2 separate regions of the Mus musculus genome follow, and region 1 is linked to region 2. A link is a loop called in an ENCODE intact Hi-C map of the cell type or tissue named here. Cell type or tissue: left cerebral cortex. All regions are shown on one strand. Links, peaks and the distances in the headings refer to the core of each region. The heading gives the core; the rest is flanking DNA.

Region 1 (8,337 bases), core at 178-8,177, 99 kb after region 2:
CAGCTGTGTGGAGACCCTCCAAGTTCTGTCCTGAGGACTTTGATGGAGGTGGTATCTCATATGTAAACACAATCAATTGTTGATCATTGTCAATCAACTCAGTCTTTGACTTCCCTCCTTCTCTAGAGGCTGGGGGTTGGTGACTTGGGGTGGTCAGTTTTCCTTACCAACTCTGACTGCATTAGGGCTCACCTAGAGACACACCTGTGCACAAGTCTGTCAAGGCTTTTCCAAAGTCCCAGCCCGAAGTCCATGACGGTCACCCCTTGTCTCAGCCTGAGCACAGAGAGAAAAAGGAAGCAGCAAGCAGAGTACCAGAAGCAATGTGACTTTGCAATGTGACTATGCATCTCGCGCTCTCTTGCCGCCATACTTTCTGGGCTATGATGGACCGAATGCCCTCAAACTGACCACAGGATAAACCCTTCCTTCCTTAAATTATTTTGGTTCCAGCAATGAGAAATGGATCCGTCTCTATCCTGAAGCTAGTTGGGGGCCTCCAGCACCCAGTGGTTTTCATTAGCATTCCACACTCTGGGGCCTTTATGGGCTTTGGAGTTGTGTGCCAGGAACCAAAGTTGGAAGCCAATTATCTGTTATATTTATTGTTCGTTGATGGTGCTGGGGGATTGAATCGATATTTAAGAGAGAAGTGTTGCATGCTAGGCAAGCCCTCTGCCACTGAACTACATACCACACTTCTCTCTTAAATATCGATCCCTCCTCCCTCCTTCTCCCCTTCCTCCTCCCCCTTCCTCCCCCCTTCACCCCACTCCCAAAACAGGGTCTCACTATACAGCTCGGGCTATCCTGAACTCACACTCTATTGACCAGGTTTGATGTGAACTCTTTTTTTTTTTTTTTTTTTTTTTTTTAATTTATATGAGTACACTGTAGCTGTCTTCAGACCCACCAGAAGAGGGCATCAAATCTCATTACAGATGGTTGTGAATCACCATGTGGTTGCTGGGAATTGAACTCAGGACCTCTGGAAGAGCAGTCATTGCGCTTAACCACTGAGCCATATCTCCAGCCACCTGACGTGAACTCTTCAGCGACAGGCTAGCCTCTGCCTCTTGAGTGCTGGGATTAAAGGCATGTACTACTCTGCCTGGGTTCTCTCTCTTCTTAGATTTTATGTATATGAGTGTTTTGCCTATTGTGTGTCTGTGTAAGCCTGGTTCCCAAAGAGGTCAGAGAAGGGGATCAGATCATCTGACACTGGAGTTACAGATAGTTGTGAGCTGCCACGTGGGTGTTAGAAATCAAAGCGTATCCTCTGGGAGAGCAGCCAGTGCTCTTAACTGCTGAGCCATCTCTCTAGCCCCTCAAATATCTGGTTCTTCTTATATTATCATGCACCAGAGAGGAATGAAGGACCACAGCTCTGGAAGGACCTTTCTTGAACACATTTAAAGATAACAGAGATCTGGGAATGATGGTTTAGGCAGGACACATGGATAGCTAGTCAGGAAGAGCATCCAAGCCTCCTGGGACTTAGTTTTGCCCTGTGTGTATCACACTTCTTGGGTCGATTGGTGCTAAGGACCATTGGCTTGCAGCTCAGGGTATTATTGTCCTTAAGAGGCATGCAGGCTGGGTGTGATCCCACTGCTTTGGTTACACAGCAAATATAAAGCGGCTTGTCCTCCAGGCTCCTGCTCCTACCCAGTGTGCAGCATGTATCTCCGTGCTCCTCGTCCTGTTCACTTTAGAATCCGATTTTGTCTTTATGCTCAGAGCCCATGGGAAAGTATATAGAGATCTTGGAGCACCAGGAGTGGCTTGGGAAAGGGAGTCAGGCCAATTGGCCGTAATATTAACCGATTTCAACACACACTAATTACTGTAGGTATTCATCTAAGGACAGGTGTGATGTTAATAGCAATTTCCTGGAATGATTGCGGGGGGAGGAGGAGGAGGAGGAGGAGGAGGAGGAGGAAGAGGAGGAGGAGGAAGAAACTGGGTGTGCTGGTATATACCCATAGTCCTATATTAGGGAGGTGAAGGCAGAAGTTCAGGAAATCAAAGTCAACTTTGGTTCCACAGCAAATAGGAAGCCAACTTGGGTTGCATAAAATACTGTCACAACCCTCAACCCTTCCTTTCCCCAAAATTAATTAAAGAGAGAGAGAGATCAAAATTGAGTTAAAGAATATATGAACTGATATTCACTTCTTTTCTTTCTTTTCTTTTTTTTTGGTTTTTCGAGACAGGGTTTCTCTGTGTAGCCCTGGCTGTCCTGGAACTCACTCTGTAGACCAGGCTGACCTCGAACTCAGAAATCCGCCTGCCTCTTTTACTTTTACTTATGGATTATACTTTTTTTTTAATTCCCCTCAGAGATGTTTCATTTTACCACGTTGAAGGTATGGGCCACCTTTTAGCCCCTGTCCAGCTCACTACACATGGACAATTTAGAGTTCTTTGGAGCACTGTATGGCCTTTGAAATGCCATCCATTACGGGGACTGGCCTCCTTGTTTTTCCCTGTCAGCAGATTCTGTGGAGAGCATCTTGCTGGTAGACCCCATTTTATTGTCTAATGATGAGATTCAATGAAGCAGTGAAGGGTAAGGCTTTTAAAATATCCCTAGTGGGGCTTTGATATAGAGCATAAAGGTCTCCTCTCTGGACCCGCTCCACTCCTTTTCTCCTGCTTTATTAATTCAACCGTAAATTGCACACTTTTAATGAAGTGTTACCTTTCTGCTAACTTCCCCAGCTTCAGTTCGGTGCAGCTCCTGATGGTACAGGGACCAGTTTACAGCTGGCTCCAAGCATCAGCTGACAAGAGGATCCAACCTAGCATTGTCACGGATCTTAAATGAAGCCAACACGTTAGCAAACCAGGTGGTTTGGAGTTGGGCCGTATCAGATGCCCAGAGGAAGGACACAAATCACCATGCCTCTGTAACCAGCATGCCACAGGACCTGAGGAGAGTACAGCTAGCATTATTTTAAAGATACAGACAACATCGTAAGCCTGTGGGAGACACATGCATGGGGAAGGGGGTTCGGGGAGGGGGTTAATTCCCTCATCCATTATCAATAATCATTTGCATTGCTATGTGATTAGATCTATTTGAGGGAAAAACAAAAGCAAAAACCAAAACAAAACCTTGTTGGTCAGGCATGGTGGTGTACACCTTTAAGCCCAGCACTCAGAAGGCAAAAGCAGAGGTAGGTGGATGTCGATGCATTCAAGTCCAGCCTGGGCTATATAATCACATGCTGTCTAGAAACAAAACAAGCAGGCATGTGTTTGGAGAAGGGTGGTCTATGGCCGTTTGTTGCCACTGAACTCTACTGAGAACCCAGACCTGCCGGCATTTTTTTCACCTCTATTGCCATCTAGAGGAGACAATTGGAAGGACATGAAGTAAGTCCCCAGATGGAATTAAGTGAAAACCAATACTGGAAAGAAACATTTGTACAAAACTCTAAGAATCACTACACTTTGTTGGCTCCAACTTTATGTTTTTCTCCTCTCTTTCCATCTGGCTCAGTTACAGGCAGGATTTGAATATCCACTTATGGGCTTTTATATCAGCACTTCCGGCATTTCGAGGGCTCCGGTGGACACCTCTTATAGACATAAAATCATGAAACTTTCTGATGAGGTGGTTTGTTTGTTTGTTTGTTTACTTGGATTTTGGTGAATGGAGAAGAGGATGGAGCCTTTCAACACAGAGAGGCAGTTTCCTGACGTCCATAGCCTCAGAACCTATTCATTTTGTGGGGTGTTTATAGGTAGCACGTTGGTCAAATATGTTTTGCTAGGGAGAGCAGTACTGAGCCGTTTTCTTTACAACCTTTAAATTACTGGTGTGCACTGTGGACTTGAGGAGATCAAACACGGGGCAAGCAGTGACCTTGGAGCCTCCTGCCTTTCACAGAACCGATGGGAAATATCCTGTGTACACTTCAAGGACTGTTCCCACAGGCAAGAGAAGCTGGCCTGCTGCATGCACACCATGTGCAAACAGACCAGCCCTTCCTCAGCTCTCCTGCTCCTCTCTGTCTAAACATTGTTGAAGCTTTGTTTTGGGGTTGAGTGGCTTAAAGACTGTAACCATGGTCACTAACAACAGGGATACATCTTTGTGAGCGTATCGTTGAGTGTGCTTTCGTAAGCCTCAATGGTATGAGCTAATTTACTCTATGACATGGCCTCTTGTGCAACCAGCAACTGTAAATGCAGCATCAGGAGGCTGCTGCTGGCCTAACATGACAAACTTTTAAGTAAACTCCTTTTGATCTGGTCTGTGTTGTGCCTCTGCTCATGCATGAGGGGCCCAGACCAGGGTGTTTGTTAGGCATCCTCTGTCACTCTCTACCTTATTCTGCGTGTGTGGGGGTCTGTTTATAAACCTGGGGGTTATTATTTTTTCTCACTACATAGGCAGTTAATAGGCTCCAGTGAGTCTCCCCTCTCTACCTTCTACAGCCCTGGGGTTACATGTACGCATACAATAATGCCTGGCTTGTTCTATGGGTGCTAGGATCTGAACCCAGGTCCTCAGAGTTGTGCAGCAAGCATGATTAATCACTGAGACAAATCATCACCTGCCTTCTCTATTTCTTGGAAAAGATCTCACGTAGCCTGTTATGTAGCTGAAGATGACTTTGAGTTTCTTTTTTTGTTTTAAAAGATTTATTTGTTTGTTTGTTTTATGTATATGAGTACACTGTAGTTGTACAGATGGTTGTGAGCCATCTTGTAGTTACTGGGAATTGAACTCAGAACTTCTGCTCGCTCTAGCCCTGCTCATTCTGGCCCCACTTTCTCCAGCCCAAAGATTTATTTATTATGTATAAGTACACTGTAGCTCACACACACCAGAAGAGGGCGTCAGATCTCATTACAGATGGTTGTGAGCCACCATGTGGTTGCTGGGATTTGATCTCAGGACCTTTGGAAGAGCAGTCAGTGCTCTTAACCGCTGAGTCATCTCTCCAGACCCAACCTTGAATTCTCCTGCATCTCCCTCCTGGATGCTTGGATTACAGGACTCCACCACACTGGGTTTATGTGGTGCTGAGGTCGAATGCCGAGCTTGGTGCAAGTGCTCTTCCGACGGAGCTGCTTCTCCAACCTCTTCTGTTTTACTTTTCTTAGTACGTAGGACCACACTCTAAAATAAAGACAAAAACACTAACTTAGCAACGCACATGTGGGTACTGTGTTCCTTTATTGTCCTTAGGAAGCATTCTGTATTGTACATAACTGTGCTGTACTTTCATAAGTGTAACAGCATGGTGGCTGTATCTACTCCAACAATGTCATGACAGGGATGGAATGTGCTGTGCTACATTGTGAGGTTGGCAATGTCACAAAATCTCCAGTTGCATTGTATCTGTAAGACACCAACTATGCCGGCCTGTGACTACCCAACTATCAGTGTGTGGGTCCTTAACTACGTCCCCCCCACCCCCAGAAGGAATGCAGTAGGGATGGGTTTCTTTTTTTTTTTTTTTTCTTTTCTTTCTTTTTTTTTTTTTTTTTTGGTTTTTCGAGACAGGGTTTCTCTGTGTAGCCCTGGCTGTCCTGGAACTCACTTTGTAGACCAGGCTGGGCTCGAACTCAGAAATCCGCCTGCCTCTGCCTCCCGAGTGCTGGGATTAAAGGCGTGCGCCACCACGCCTAGCAGGGATGGGTTTCTTTTTGACAGTTGCTATGTCCAGATGAAACACAGTAAGCTCATCGGTAACATAAGACACACTCTATCAGCACCAAGGAGCATGCTGTAAGATGGTCTCTCTACTTCCAATACATCTAGTCTACTAACTCCACGAAGGGCCCAGTGGGAGGGAGACCAGAGCTGAGAGAGCAAGAGCCTTTGTTGCACCATGGAGTAAGTAGAGTGATACGTTTACATACAAAGATTTCTTAGATAGATAAATGATCATCCTACCAGATTTATTCATTGTAACTGGAACAGTGGGACTTTGTTTCTTGTGGAGCAAGGCCACATTCTTCCGTGGAAGGCAGCCTTACAGGAAGGTGGTTATAGTAGCACCATTGTTAGAGCAGTTCACCCCAGTTTAGAAGGTTTAAATGCCAATGACTATGTGACTATGAATATCTATTGTGTTAATCCTGCAATTTTATGTACATTGCAGTGCTCTGCTGCTGAGCCCCGTACTTAGCTCTTGGGTTTTTTTGTTTTGTTTTGTTTTGTTTTGTTTTGTTTTAGCTTTAGCTTGGCCTGAACTATGTAGCCTGGGCAGGCCTCACGCTTGTGGTCCTCCCCACCTCAGCATCAAGTAAATAATATTAATGTTTCTTCTGCAATAGCTTTTCTGCTATTTTTAGGGAAAGAAATATGCAATTCACATTTTTTGATTCAAGATTATAATATCATAATCATATAATACCTGATTGTTTAGATATTAATGAGGCTGGTAGAAAATATCATCCCTTACGAGGGAAATGTGCTATTTTCATCTTATAAAGAAGCAACTCAGAGACACTTGCGTGTTCAGTAATGTGAGGAGACAGGAGCAGGTTCTAATTCAGTTCTATTTGACTCCTGGTCCTAAAACTATTGGTTTATCTGATCTTGGAGCAGAGTAATTTTAGAAAATGCTTGCGTATTCTTTTTGTTGTTGAAGTGGGGGTCTTTCTCAATAGCCCACATTGACCTTGAACTCATAAACTCAAGCAATCCTCCTGATACCCAAGTAGCTGAGTCTACATGTCTGGGCCTCTGTGCTCGGTTGCCTCTGATTTTCATCATCTGAAACTAAGACCTGCCAAAGTGGGGGGGGGGCAGTTTTCCTGAGATTTCGAGACTTGCATGCGCGGTACTGGATTGATGTGAGAGCACCCTCTGGGGCCATCTCTGTTCTAATCCCCGGGCTTGGTCTTCTGCAGCCTTTGGAAAGGTTATGTTTCAGAATAGGTGTTGGTTTACACCGATGTTTTTCAATGCTTCATAGTCATTTTTCAAGATAATTCAGTTATGACTCTATAAAAGAAAACTAAAGAAACAGGGTTAAATTCAGGTCATTTGAAAGGAAGTCTTTGCCAGCTGGTGGTAGCACATGCTTTTAATCCTAGCACTGTGGAGGCAGACACAAGTGGATTTCTGTGAGTTCGAGGCCAGCCTGGTCTACAGAGCTAGTCCCAGGATAAATAGTGTTTCCCTATCTTTTTTTTTTTTTTTTTAATTTCTTTGAAAAATATTTCTGGCAGCTTCAAGGGCAGAAGTTGTTTATTTGTGTGTGTGATTTTTTTAATTAGGTATTTTTCTCGTTTACATTTTCAATGCTATCCCAAAGGTCCCCCATACCCAACCCCCCAATCCCCTACCCACCCACTCCCCCTTTTTGGCCCTGGCGTTCCCCTGTACTGGGGCATATAAAGTTTGCAAGTCCAATGGGCCTCTCTTTGCAGTGATGGCCGACTAGACCATCTTTTGATACATATGCAGCTAGAGACAAGAGCTCCGGGGTACTGGTTAGTTCATAATGTTGTCCCACCTATAGGGTTGCAGTTCCCTATAGCTCCTTGGGTACTTTCTCTAGCTCCTCCATTGGGGGCTGTGTGAGTGTTGCCCTATCTTGAAAAAGAAGGAGGAGGAAGAGGAGGAGGAGGAGAAAGAAAGAGTATTTGTGTGTGACATAGTCTGAATTTGCCAGGTTTGTGAACATATTTTCTAGTAATTTTCAACAATTAATTCAGCATACCATGAGTTAATTTATGGTGATGGAGAACCTTTCTGTGTATGGATGCCTGGCCATTTTCCCAACAAATTCATTTGCTGAAGATGGATTTTTACAAGTAGGTTTGGAAGTGAATTAGGTGTGAATATAGAAACTGGATTTTAAATATGCGTTTCTTTAGTCCTTTGTTTTATATGTGCTGAAAAGAAAGCAGTAACATCTCTCTCTCCCCCTCCTGCCTTTCCTCCCTTCTTACTTTCCACCCCCCTCTTCTTCCCCTGGTCCCTCCCCGTACAGTACACCTCCCACTTCTCTACTCACTCCTCCTCTGGCTTTCCTTTTGAAAGGCCAGGCTCCCATGGCTATCAACCGGCCAAGGTATATCAAGTTTCAGTAAGAAGGAAGCTGGATTCTTGAAGAACTAAGGACAGATGGAGAGCGAAAAATCTTGGCCAACCATGGGATTTTAAACAAATCATTTCTCCTTTTCCTTCTTCATACCTCTCTCTTTTTGATCTAGCTAACTACAAAGGCTCCTCCAGTTTCTAACTGCCTGTAGGATGACACTGGGGGCAGACACAAGATGTACATTCTTAGTAAACAAAGCCATGCTCCGTTGTGTCCACTAGGAGGCACTGTAGCACCAGTGCACTATCGTCTGTCCTTC
Region 2 (8,337 bases), core at 312-8,311:
TTTCTTCTCTTAATTGGAGACACATGAAAGGAACTAATATCAGATAAGGGAGTTTTGCTGTTAAACAAACATTTTTATACCTCATGGTCATCTACAAATGGGAATGTCTCTGCCAAAAGCTGCATACAGTCTTCAAAGTACAAGGCATCTTGTTTGGGAATGTGGGCAACCTGGAGGAAGGGGAAAGGCACAGAGAGCATCATTTATGAAATGTTCTAAGCACAGGGTCACAACGAGCAATAAGACTTGTTCATAAAATAACCTATGGTTTCATTTCAGAAATCGATTTGCATAGATTCAAACCAGATTGTGTTCAAATTATTAGTCCCTCCCCTTTAACGAACAGCGCTGGGGGACTGAACCCAGGGCTCTGTGCTAGGCAATAACCTCCCTTCATTTCTTTCTGAGTGTTCTGGGCGAATGCTTTAGTTGTTTAGACATGGGAATATAAAATGGGAATCATACTTAACACAGTTAAGTCAGTTACCCATACAATCAGGGCCCTGCCTACCACAATGAGCAATGCCTACTTCTTTTACTCCCAACAGTATTTCTGCTGCTGTTTCATCACCACAGAGGATGTTTCTGTAACTCACAAAGTCCTCCCTGTGATCTGTGTCCTGATTATCAAGAAGCGAAGTTTGAGAACTTCTCCTCCTCACAAAAGACACAGTAAATGGCAGACCAAGAACTCAACTCCAGAGAGTCTGCTTTCTCACTAGAGTTTTCCTTAGCTCCCACCACGACGAGTGTACCTGGGAGTAGCTGGCGGATCCACTGGTGTCTGTCTGGATGTGCTGGGCCGGCTGAATTGGGAGGAATTCTCCTGTTTCTTCATCCAGTTGAAACTGAGCAAAAAAGGCCTTCTCCTGTTCCTTCTGGAGTTGCTCTTGTCTTTCCTTTTCGAGTTTTTTCTGTTTTTCCAGCTCATAGTCCTTCTGTCGCTGACTAAAGTCAAACACTTCTCGACTTACTCCAAGATCTATGTCTTGCCTCCAAAGGATGTCAATCAAATCCATGTCCTATGTTTAAAACAGAAAAGGAAGGAGAAGCCATGGTTAAGATGGTCCACACGGGTTAGTTCACTACATGTTATCACTGATGGGGAAGAACACAAACAAACTGAATGAGAATACAGAAGACTGTCAATTCCATTCACTCAATATATATTCGCTAAAAGCAACAAGATCTAGCTACCCATTCGAATTAGTTTGGATCACTGATGACTGCAAAACAACAGAAATAGCTAAACTTATGCATATTGCCATACTTTTAAGACTCCCACACCTTCCCCCCCCCTTTTAAGATTTATTTATTATGTATACAGTGGTCTGCCTACAGGCAAGAAGAAGGCATCAGATCTCACTATAGATGGTTATAAGCCACCATGTGGTTGCTGGGAATTGAACTCAGGACCTCTGGAAGAGAAGTCAGTGCTCTTAACTGCTGAGCCACCTCTCCAGCGCACCCCCCCCCCCCGCCCCTTTAGAAGAGAGGATAGCAAATGCACTGAGACACTCATGTCTGCCATGAACCCTGTCTCAATAAACAGACATCCGCAAATAAAAAACAATATTCGGGGGGTTTGCTTTGTTTTAGTTGAGACAGGGTTTCTCTGTGTAGCCCTGGCTGTCCTAGAACTTGCTCTGCAGACCAGGATGCCTTCAAACTCAGAGAACTACCTGCCTCTGCCAGGATTAAAGGCATGCGCCACCACTGCCCAGGCACGTTTTTGTTTTTTGAAATGGGATCATGTAGCGCAAGCTGGCCTTGAACCACTAACCACCCTCTTCCTTGAACTACTAATGCTCCTGCGCTGCTAACCAAGGGCTGGGGTGTGCCACCACTAACACCGAGCTTCCAGCTATAGCTATGTACTAACAAGGAGTAAAACAAAGTCTGCTGGACTTCTCAGCCAAAGGACGGGATGACAATTTCTAATGGAACTTACCCTAAAATCATCAGTGTCAAACATGCTAAGAGTTGATTTTAACACAATTATTTTTTCTTGTTCCCACCAAATGATAATGCTTCAAAACTTCAGAAGTGTTCATTATTCTTTCCTGCCCCAGCATACAGATGGTTACCAAAGGAGACAAATTTCTTCACAAATATAAAATAAGCCAGAGTTAGCAAATGTTCACTGATGGGAGACCTGCTGTAAGCACCAAACTCCACGCCAATGCATTTGTAACAAATGGAACAGTGGTGGGCTGTAACACTGAGACTAGCTGAATATTACTCCCAAATCATGGATGGTGTCACAATGAAGCTTCTAGGTCCTCCTCTGAAACATGCTAACATGTACTTTTGTTGTCTTTGTTCTTGTTTTTTGAAACAGGGTTTCTCTGTGTAGCCCTGGCTGTCCTGACACTCACTCTGCAGACCAGGCTGGCCTTGAACTCAGAAATCCGCCTGCCTCTGCCTCCCAAGTGCTGGGATTAAAGGCGTGCGCCACCACTGCTCTGCTTGTCTTTGTATTTTAAGGGAGTTGAGACATCCATAAATTAGAGCATGGAGTTTAGGTGGTAGCTGAAATGTGGAGAGCGGTGAGCACCTCCTTGTGCTGTATATTAGTCACAGGCCCATTCAGTCACCAACAGTTTCCTAGGATGACTTTCCCTCAATGCACATCCTAAACCATCCCAGTCTGTCTTTGTTTTTCGTTTCCTGTAACATGATCAGAAAAGAACACCTTGGGGGATCCTTATCAAGGCCCAGGAAGGCTCAGCTCACCTGGAACAGCTCTGAGCTAAAACTGTGGCCCCCACAGCCTAGCATGCATTTCCAGCAGGAAGGTCACCAAGAGGTTTTTACACTTAATTGTTCATGGGTTGCTGGTCACAAACTTATTATGTGCCAAAAAGATAGCCTTGACTCCTATCTTCTTGCCTGCATCTCCCCAGTGCTGGGATTACAGGCATATGCCACCCATACCTGGCTGTCATCTAATTGTTCCAGTGGGCCAGGGACATCCAGTGTGATCCCTGTCTGGCACCCACACAGGCTTCATAGAGTCCGGGAAGTTCTCTGCACTTTCAGAGCTGTGCTATAAAGCGTGCAAAAGAAAAAGAAAACTGCTTTTTAAAACCTAGCTGGTGAAAGGTTCAGCAGTGAAGACCATGCACTGCCCGGAGGACCTGGCACCCACGTGACGCTGCTCACAACTGCCTGGAACTCCAGCTCTAGGAAATCTGACACCTCTAGCTTCTACACACACACACACACACACACACACACACACACACACACACACACACACACACACACACACACGATTAACCTTATAAGTTTTAAAAAGTAAAAACAAGCCGATTTTAAGCAACTTTTATACTTTGGATTCCTAAACAGCACACATCTTCCTATCAGAGTACAAGCCAGCGCTGATCCTGCTTAGCATCAAATAGCACCAGCCCATGTTCAGAGTGATCTGGTCATAGGTCTGAATTCAGACATTCTTATCTGAATGCAGCAACAGTGAGTTTCTTCCTGTGCCCAACACATTTTGCTGTTTTAGATTTCCACACAAGTTTCAGAAGGAAAATGTCTGAAATTTGATTTTTTCCCTCTTTTTTTTTTTTAAGATTTATCTATTTATTTTATGTGTATGAGTACACTGTAGCTGTACAGGTGGTTGTGAGCCTTCATGTGGTTGTTGGGAATTGAATTTTTAGGACCTCTGCTCACTCCGGCCAACCCCGCTCGCTCAGTCCCTGTTTGCTCTGGCCCAAGATTTATTTATTATTATACAGAAGTACACTGTCGCTGTCTTCAGATGTACCAAAAGAGGGCGTCAGATCTCATTATGGGTGGCTGTGAGTCACTATGTGGTTGCTGGGATTTGAACTTAGGAACTTCAGAAGAGCAGTCAGTGCTCTTACTGAGCCATCTTGCCAGCCCAAGAGCATGGCACACTTTATCTTTTGTAATTTTTTCTTCAGAGGTGATGACCAAACCCAGGGCCTTGCACTTGCTTCCCCCACCTCTCCCCCGCCTTTTTTTTTTTTTTTTAAAGATTTTTAAATTTACTTTATGTATATGAGTACACCATTGTTCTCTTCAGACACACCAGAAGGTGGCATCAGACCCCGTTACAGATGGTTGTGAACCACCTTGTGGTTGCTGGGAATTGAACACAGGACCTCTGGAAGAGCAGGCAGTGCTCTTAACTGCTAAGCCACCTCTCCAGCCCCCTTTTTTCCCTCTTTTTTTTTTTTGTTTTTTTAAAAATTCATGTCATGTATGAGTACACTGTAGTTGTCTTCAGACACACCAGAAGAAGGCATCAGATCCCATTGTAGATGGTTGTGAGCCACCATGTTGCTGGGAATTGAACTCAGGACCTCTGGAAGAGCAGCCAGTGCTCTTAACCTCTGAGCCATCTCTCCAGCCCCCCTTTTCCCACCTCTTAAGACAAAATTTCATACTGAAGCCCAAGATGGATTCGAGCTCACAGCAATCCTCCTGCCCCAGCTTTCCAAAGCTTGGATTACAAGTGTGTGTCACAATGACCTAGCTTCAGAGACTGGATGAGACTGTATGAAACAGTCAAAGCATTACCCTGGGAAGAAATACTGTACACAAGTCTGTTAACCCAAAGCACTGCCTGGGAGGCCCACAGCACAAGTGCTATTTTCTGCAATGAACAAAGCACTCAGCATTTCCTGTAAGGAACCCCGTGACTGGCGCATGACTTACACCACAAAGACCTATCCCCGAACCACTGCTTTGTGAAACCTGAACAGCATCTCAGAGGAAATGCTAGGGTGGAGCCCCTAACAAGCAAGAACAAGACAGCAGACAGCGGGGAAGAGAAGCATCTAAGGAGGACTAACACTGCTCTTGCCAAAGTTCTGAAAAGCAGCTAGCTGTCCGACCCTGACCGTGTGGGTCTCCCAGGAGGGAAGGCCACATAAACAGTCTGGGGGACGGGGGGACGACGACCCGAAAGCAGACAACAGCTAGCACAGCACTCCAACAGATATTTTCTTAGACTGGAAAAAGCTGCCCAAGGGTAGGTAACCTAAGTGCCAGGGTGAGCCTCGTGGTGTACGGGGCAAATGCTGCCTGCCACTTACGGATTCCTGAGTGTGCTCCAAGTTCCACTACAAACTTAGCTTACGCAAGAGACAGAAGGAAGCAGAATGTTGGACAATTCATGTTCTACCACCATCTGCTCCAACAAAAAGTTAGATTCAAAATGTGTAATAATTATTTGCTGTCTGGGTAATCCATCACAGGCCTCGTGGAAGGGTACAGTTTGACAACAAAGTCAGGGCATTTTGAAATAAACATCTCTGCACAAGGATAAACAGAGACCTTGAACACTGAAGCCATATTATATTTCAAGCCAGTCTTTGAACAAACATTTAGCAAAAGATTTTAAAATGATTCCCACCCTACAATAAAGTTCTTCAGTAAACTGAGACCTTGGCATATTATTGAAATTAAAAATTGTATCTTTTTTTTTTTTTTTTTTTTTTTGGTTTTTTTTCGAGACAGGGTTTCTCTGTATAGACCTGGCTGTCCTGGACCTCACTTTGTAGACCAGGCTGGCCTCGAACTCAGAAATCCACCTGCCTCTGACTCCCGAGTGCTGGGATTAAAGGCGTGCGCCACCACGCCCGGCAAAATTGTATCTTAAAGTACGGATTTTTATTACTTTTTATTGGGGTGGTAGCAGGAGGGGTGGGAACCAGACACATGTGCCACAGAGTATAAATAGAGGTCAGAGGGCAGCCTGCAGGAGCTGTTTCTCTCCCTCTACCATGTGTGTCTCAGGCACTAAGGCCATCATCAGGTTGGGAGCAGGCACCTTTACCCACTATGCCATCTTTCAACTACCACAAAAACAGTAGCTCAACAAGCCGCTAACAATAAGAAACTGTACTTGTCATTTAGCACAGAATAAAATGGGTCTTTACTCCTAACTCTATAGGAAAGCTTGTTCTCCCCCCACCCCCTTTTATTAGGGATCTCACTATGGAGGTCAGGCTGACCTCAGATGCATCCTCCTCCTCCTCACTCAAGCTCCCAAATGCTGGGGTTGCATAAGGTGTACGCACACCCCAAATACCCACCTTAGTTTACCCTTTGCTTCTCGGCATTCTCTTCTTCATGCACACATTCGTTACTAGAACATCGAGAGTGAAGAACACTTGGCTACAGTGCCCATCCTATATCTCCTATGATGCCCAGCTGAATATATATTATTCACCTAGAAAGTAAACCTGGTTTAGCTCCCCTGTCAACAGACAATGCCTAAGTATTTTTGAATAAAACCAGATAGAAAACAAGACTCATGTTCTACAGTCTGAAAGTCACCCAGGGGAGGGCTGGCAGCGTCTGTGAGTGCACTGAAGGAATGCCCAAACCTTAACAGTTGAATAACCAGCTGCATAATTAACCTTCATTTACAAAGCCCTACTCTGTGGTCTTACTGCCTAATAAATAAACACTTTATTTATTAATACCTGCAGTATTACTTGTAGTAATAAATGACTCCAGGCAGATGTGTCTTTTAAATCTATCTTACTTATGACTGTTGCATTTCTAAATATTTGCCCATTTACTTCTCGAAGGTTCCTGTCCCACACTGCATTACATGGTAGACAATATAATGCCATCTGCTTTTCAACAAAGACTCCAAAGGCAGAAGACAGGCCTATGGCTCACTGTAGTCAGCCCCACACCAAGTTCTTTTGGTTTTCACGGATTAATTTTCTAATTCTTTCTGCTACTACTATGAAATAGGTGATTAAAATATACGGAATAATTAAAATACAGAATAGTGTAGGGTCACAGAGGGCCTTACAGTCATCTAAATCAGGTACACTATTGCTGTTTATGTGTGTTACCTCAGCAATATTAGAAAGACCTAGTTAAACAACTCATATATACTTGGCAGACTATTAATACTCAACACCAGCCAACCCAAGTTTTCCTCCTACAGAAATCCTATCTCAATAATCAACAACTAGAGATTTTCACCACATAAAAATTTCTGAATTCGTACCAAATACAAATCACTCAGCAAGGTTAAAGCCCCGGTCACGAAAGCACCACTCCAGAGGCCTGGAGACATCCTCCACTTGGTCTGAGCTAGAAAGTGTCTGCTTCCTCAGCCTGGCAGGCTACATTACCATGCACAGAAACGTCCATGGGCTGCTTCCTGTTCTCAAGCAAGGTTCTTAGGAATGACTCACTCAATCTAAGAAATAGGACCCGGCCAGCTTACTGGAACTCTCACCCATTACGCAGCCCATAACCTGCAACATGATGCAAGACTACGCAAAGCTGGAAAGTGAAGGCAGTCAGAAGCCCGACTTTCTCCAGAGGCATAGCTGTTCTGTGGTCAAAATGAAATCACCAAGGACATTCACTTTTCAAACCCTGGGTAACCCCACCTACCTGGTGGAGAAACCACCAAGCTCTGACTTCTCCACAAGTTTCACACTTGGCTTTCAAGAGTTACAATCTGGCTGTGCTGGTGCAGGGTGGCCCTTACTCTGTCAGGAGAACAGCAATCCTTAGGATACAGTTGCTGGACTCTGCCCATTCTGAGTGAGCAAGCCACACAGAGAAAGCACTTGATGAACACACTTCAGTTACTGTTAGAACACACACACATCATTACCAAAAGAACCTTCAGGAACACTGCTTCCATCTTCCTCATCTACTTCACCTGAGGGGAAACAAATCAGGAGACCAGGCAGGCAACTCCGCGCCTTGCTGCCTCCACCCTTGACCTCTCTGATGGGTCAGCTGAAGGAGGGAGGCCTCGAATCAGAGACTCTTCACAGAAACTGCTGATATTTCTCAATGCTTCAAGCTCCTTTATCCATTTTCAGGGTTCCCCAAACTAAATTATTTAATACTCATGGTCACTTTTGGATCTAACCAATTAACAATTAAGTAAACATAGCAACAATCAAGAGCATCCACCTAGGCCTGAGAGATAGGGAAGAACTGTGCAGTCAGACAAAGACCCTGGCTCTTGAGGCATGGCTATGCTGCTATCAGTGGTGCGGAGGAATTTTATATATGAATTTAATGTACTGAATTATATTTAGACCACAGAGAACACTTTAAAAAAGCCTTTTTAATGAGCCCCGGACACTTTTAGGGTACTTTCCAAAGGGTCTGCTAACTTTTTAAAACTGTGAACTTTTTAAAAGTATGATTCCCACCCCACCCAAAACAAGGCTTTTTAGTGTAACCCTGGTTGTCCTTGAACTTGCGAGATCCACCTGCCTGTGCCTCCTGAGTGCTGGAATTAAAAGTGTGTGACACCACCCAGCAAGTATGATTGGGGGGATGGGGGGGTCCTGTAAAATA

What was found. Hi-C counts contacts between places; a loop is a spot of excess contacts. Peaks named below come from ENCODE experiments on the same cell type or tissue, not always from the same donor. Only the 100,000 strongest peaks of a DNase experiment are listed, where the experiment ranks them.
Region 1: it touches region 2 in a loop (3.0-fold over the local background); 18 of 42 quality-filtered maps call a loop at or near these places.

The regions. Positions count from the first base shown.
Region 1 is chr2:75,777,987-75,786,323 of GRCm38, forward strand. It overlaps Gm13657 (a long non-coding RNA gene), which reads left to right. Exons shown (of 5, transcript XR_001783382.2): 3 at 2,725-2,979. Among named protein-coding and RNA genes, the nearest start is that of Gm13657, 5.3 kb to the left of the region's middle. In left cerebral cortex, for the core only: a CTCF peak has its summit at 3,359 (motif pointing left); a DNase peak (open chromatin) is centred at 3,357.
Region 2 is chr2:75,678,408-75,686,744 of GRCm38, forward strand. Nfe2l2 (nuclear factor, erythroid derived 2, like 2) reads right to left here. Exons shown (of 5, transcript NM_010902.4): 2 at 756-1,022; 3 at 81-170. Among named protein-coding and RNA genes, the nearest start is that of Nfe2l2, 22 kb to the right of the region's middle. In left cerebral cortex, for the core only: no CTCF peak of the experiment used is centred there; a DNase peak (open chromatin) is centred at 4,714.